2 separate regions of the Homo sapiens genome follow, and region 2 is linked to region 1. Evidence: chromatin loops called from intact Hi-C (ENCODE). Cell type or tissue: heart right ventricle. All regions are shown on one strand.

Evidence for each region. Peaks named below come from ENCODE experiments on the same cell type or tissue, not always from the same donor. Only the 100,000 strongest peaks of a DNase experiment are listed, where the experiment ranks them.
Region 2: a loop joins it to region 1, with 6 times the contacts of the local background. A loop is called at or near these places in 67 of 110 quality-filtered maps.

Annotation. Positions count from the first base shown.
Region 1 is chr16:70,369,083-70,371,582 of GRCh38, reverse strand. It overlaps DDX19A (DEAD-box helicase 19A), which reads right to left. Exons shown (of 12, transcript NM_018332.5): 10 at 1,198-1,360; 11 at 20-211. Among named protein-coding and RNA genes, the nearest start is that of DDX19A, 23 kb to the right of the region's middle. In heart right ventricle, a CTCF peak has its summit at 1,314 (motif pointing left); a DNase peak (open chromatin) is centred at 1,252; H3K27ac peaks cover 778 bases.
Region 2 is chr16:70,652,823-70,655,322 of GRCh38, reverse strand. It overlaps IL34 (interleukin 34), which reads right to left. Exons shown (of 6, transcript NM_001393494.1): 2 at 652-785. Among named protein-coding and RNA genes, the nearest start is that of IL34, 7.5 kb to the right of the region's middle. In heart right ventricle, CTCF peaks have their summits at 1,221 and 1,423 (motif pointing right); a DNase peak (open chromatin) is centred at 1,392; H3K4me3 peaks cover 581 bases; H3K27ac peaks cover 540 bases.

The sequences.
Region 1 (2,500 bases):
GACCCTCCCCGGGACTCACTAAAATGCTCCTGGATTCTGTTCAGGATGTTCATGCTGTGCTTGCTGTCCACCATGTTCACTGCCAGGCCCCTCTTGCCAAAGCGGCCCGTGCGCCCGATCCGGTGCAGGTAGGTCTCATTGTCAGGATTCCCGTCCTTGTCCACGGGAAGATCAAAGTTGATGACGACAGACACTTGTTCAACATCAATGCCTGCAGGAAGGAGAGTTGGAGGCTGAGAGGACTAAGGACAGGAGACAGAAATCACTGTCATCCATAGGTAGGTCAATGCGTACCAACTTTGGGATAGAGGGAAAGAATTTGGGACAGGCCAACTCTGGGTACAAGAGAGGGCACACATATAGGCAGGCAACAGAACCCAGAGGAAAAGAAGAGAACTTTGGCAAGTGCCAACAAAATCATGAGATCAGTCGGTAATCCTCTGGGAGACACAATGTTCTGGAGATGGGCGCCCCTGGAAGAGTAGGCTCCGTTCTCTACCAGTCAGATGCCTGTACATTTCCTTCCACCAAGTCAGGACTACTGGTTTCTGCGGGAGTTCCTTTTCTTTCTTTCTTTTTTTATTTTTGAGACGGAGTTTCGCTCTTGTTGCCCAGGCTGGAGTGCAATGGCGCGATCTCACTCACCGTAACCTCCACCTCCCGGGTTCAAGCGATTCTCCTGTCTCAGCCTCCTGAGTAGCTGGGATTACAGGCGCATGCCACCACGCCCGGCTAATTTTTGTATTTTTAGTAGAGATGGGGTTTCACCATATTGGTCAGGCTGGTCTCGAATTCCTGACCTCAGGTGATTCGCCCACCTCGGCCTCCCAAAGTGCTGGGATTACAGGCGTGAGCCACTGGGCCTGCCCTCTTCCTTTTTTTTTTTGGAGACAGAGTCTCACTCTGTCACCCAGGATGGAGTGCTATAGCACATTCTCGGCTCACTGCAACCTCTGTCTCCAGGGTTCAAGCAATTTTCCTGCCTTGGGATTGCAGGCATGAGCCACCGCACCTGGCATGTGTGAGTTCTTACCACCTCAGGGAAATCCAAACAGTCTCTCCTAGAAAGGAATAGTGTCACCAACCCCACCCATCTCCCTGAGACCATCCGACTTCCCTGTATACAAGGATTTCTGGCTCTAATTGGGCCTGGGACCCCGAGCCTGGCAGACCAGGTGGGACACGTCCTCTGCTCACCGCGGGCACACACGTTGGTGGTCACCAAAACCTTCTCTTTGCCCTCTCGGAAGCGCTCAATCACCGCAGCCCTCTGCTCCACCATCATCTCCCCACTCAGCAGAGCCACCTGGTGGCCTTCTTTTGAGAGCTCTGCTGCCAGCCAACTAGCTGTTTTGCGAGTCTGGAAGAAAAAAAACAATTGAGAAATGAAAGTATTTGAGTATATATTTTTTCTTTTTGAGACACAGTCTTGCTGTCACTCAGGGTGATCTAAAAAGTCCTGGGCTCAAGTCATTATCCTGCCTTGGCTTCCCAAAGGGCTGGGAGTACAGGTGTGAGGCACCACGCTCAGCTGAAGATATTTTTGATCTGGAAGACTGTACCTGAAACTTAGCAGCTAAAAGCTAAATTTCTTAAAATTGTAAACCCGATATAGTGCAACAGGAAGTAACAATGTCACCTGGCTTGTAATCTTACGAAAATATTTGTACCTGGCTGGGCATGGTGGCTCACACCTGTACTCCTAGCACTTTGGGAGGACGAGGCACGTGGATCGCTTGAACTCAGGAGTTCGAGACCAGCCTGGGGAACATGGCCAAACCTGTCTCTACAAAAAATTTAGCTAGGCATGGTGGTGTAGGCCTGTAAGTCCCAGCTACTTGAGGGAGCTGAGGCAGGAGAATCGCTTAAACCTGAGAGGTCGAGGCTGGTGAGCCAAGATTGCACCATTGCACTCCAGCCTGGGTGACGGAGCAAGACCTTGTCTCCAAAAAAAAAAAAAAAGAAGAAAAGAAAAAAAAAAGAAAATTTATACCACAAAAATATTTAACCTGGGGCAAGATACGGTGGCTCACGCCTATAACCACAGCAATTTGGGAGATCAAGTGAAGGATCACTTGAGCCTAGGAGTAAAAGACTACCCTGGGGGCCAGGCGCGGTGGCTCATGCCTGTAATCCCAGCACTTCGGGAGGCCGAGGTGGGCCGATCGCGAGGTCAGGAGTTCAACACAAGCCTGACCAACATGGTGAAACCCCGTCTCTGCTAAAAATACAAAAATTAGCTGGGCGTGGTGGCATGTGCATGTAATCTCAGCTACTCAGGAAGCCGAGGGAGGAGAATCGCTTGAACCCGGGAGGCAGAGGCTGCAGTGAGCCAAGATCATGCCATTGCACTCCAGCCTGGGCAAGAGGCGAGATTCCGTTTCAAAAAAAAAAAAAAAAAAAAAAAAACCAGATTGGCCGGGCACGGTGGTTCACGCCTGTAATCCCAGCACTTTGGGAGGCCGAGGCGGGCGGATCACCTGAGGTCAGAAGTTTGAGA
Region 2 (2,500 bases), 280 kb before region 1:
TCCCAGCACTTTGGGAGGCTGAGGCAGGCGGATCACGAGGTCAAGAGATGGAGACCATCCTGACTAACATGGTGAAACCCCGTCTCTACTAAAATTGCAAAAATTAGCTGGGCATGGTGGCGCGCACCTGTAGTCCCAGCTACTCGGGAGGCTGAGGCAGGAGAATCACTGGAACCGGGGAGGTGGAGGTTGCAGTGAGCCAAGATTGAGCCACTGCACTCCAGCCTGGTGACAGACCAAGACTCCGTCTCAAAAAAAAAAAAAGATACATAGAGCCACACAGACATCTCCACTCTGCAAAAAGAACCAAATATTCCGATTTCTAGGTCTTTAGCTCCCTGGCTAATAAGTGCCTGGGGTTTGTCAAAGAGCTCCAGGTGTCCATTCCTGAGTCATATGGTGACTGCCATCATGGAGGTGGGATTAAAGTGAGATCGAGGAGGAGGGGTGGAGGCCCCAGGAGATGGCAGGAGGAGGGTCAGTAAGTGCAGACCAGGTGCATGGGTAGGTTTCGGAGAAAGGCAGAGAAACAGGCCATGGTCGGCTCAGGGCTGACACAGGTCCTAAGAAGGGCTCTGAATGTCCAGAGGCCTATGCCAGGTGAACCCCGGGACGCGGGGACAGGGACACAGCTGGTGCCCACGTGGTTACCATGTACTGAAGTCGGCTCCTGTACTGCAGCTTGTCCCGCAGAAAACCCGTGACAGTGCACTCCTCATTCTGCGTCAAGGGCCACATCTCCAAAGGCTCATTCCCCAAGGCCACGCCAAGGAAGATCCCAAGATCTGTGGACCACACCCGACAAGAGCACATGAGCACCCTCCATCTCATCCACGCCGTCCACAACACGCAAAGCCGAGCACAACCATCATCCATTTGCATAGGAGACAAGCACCAATGGGAAAGGTGTGGTGGGGGGCACGGGATCTGGAATGCTTTCCCTGGGGTCTGGCTCCAGAACAGCAAGGTCAGGCAGGCACTAGCAGTGCAGAGAGTCCACACCCACCCCATGCCGGCCACTGGAGCCCCCCAGGAGGCACGCCTCAGGGTCGACGTCTGGTCTCCCCGCTTCTGTCGCTCCGTGGGGCAGGCACAACCTCCCGCCCAGAACAGCCTCTGCCCCTGGTGTCCGGGTGATATGTTTTCAAAGCTCGTTGCTGGGTTTTCCAGCCCGGCATTCAGGAGATCGAATCATCCTGGATTCTGGTTTCAACTTGATAAAATGACTCTTCAGTCACCCACGCCCCACACCACTTTCCTTCCTGCTCTATCTGATCTTAGTGTCCCTCCCAGCTAACTATGCCAGCGGGTCTGTAGCGCCTTCCAGTCTGGTCATTCTAGGACGTTAAGCAGATCTCATACTTGGCTGCCTCTCTTCCTGCAACAAACGAGCCGCTGAAACATTACCATCCTTTGCCACTGGGGGTCACTGTGACTCCAAAAACAGCCTATACGATTTCCATGTGACTGAACAGAAAAAAAGGAGAGAATTCGCAACAAATATGAATAAAGGTTAAGTCCATCAGAGCAGAAAGAATAAAACAGAAGTAGGCCAGCAACTACCCAAAATATCAGACTCACTAACTAGATAAATAAATTCACATTAAAACAATCAGATATAATTTTTCTTTTTCTTTTTTTTGGTCACCCTGGCTGGAGTGCAGTAGTGGGATCATGGCTCATTGCATCCTAGAACTCCCAGACTCAAGCGATCCTTCTGCCTCAGCCTCCAGAGTAGCTAGGACTACAGTTGCATGCTACTACGCCTGCTAATTTTTGTATTTTTTGTAGAGACCTGGTATCGCCATGTTGGCCAGACTTGCCTCGAACTCCTGAGCTCAAGCAATTCTCCTGCCTCAGCCTCCCAAAGTGCTGGGATTATAGGTGTGAGCCACTGTGCCTGGCCCATTTTATTCAAATGAAAAAGTTTTTGTGTTTGTGGTTTTGGGTTGTTGGGGCTTTTTTTTTTTTTTTTTGAGACAGGGTTTTGCTATGTTGCCCAGGCTTGTCTGAAACTCCTAGTGTCAAGCGGTCCTTCCATCGTGGCCTCCTGAGTAGCTGGGATGAGAGGCATGTGCCACTACACCCAGCTTCCCAGCTTTTTCTTTTTTAGACAGAATCTTTCTCTGTCACCCAGGCTAGAGTACAGTGGCACAATCTCAGCTCACCGTAACCTCCACCTCCCAGGCTCAAGCAATTCTCGTGCCTCAGGCCTCAGCCTCCCAAGTAGCTGGGATTACAAGCAGGGGCTACTACACCCGGCCAATATTTTGTATTTTTAGTAGAGATGGGGTTTCACCATGTTGGCCAGGCTGTTCTCAAACTCCTGACCTCAAGTTGATCTCCCTGCCTCTGCCTCCCAAAGTGCTGGATTTACAGGCACGAGCCACCATGCCCGGTCATACACCCAGCTCATTTCGTTTTAACAATTACTACTTGATGTTGGCCAAGTAGTGAGACAAGTGCTGTCCTGGAAAGCAATTTAGCAATTTCTGTTATT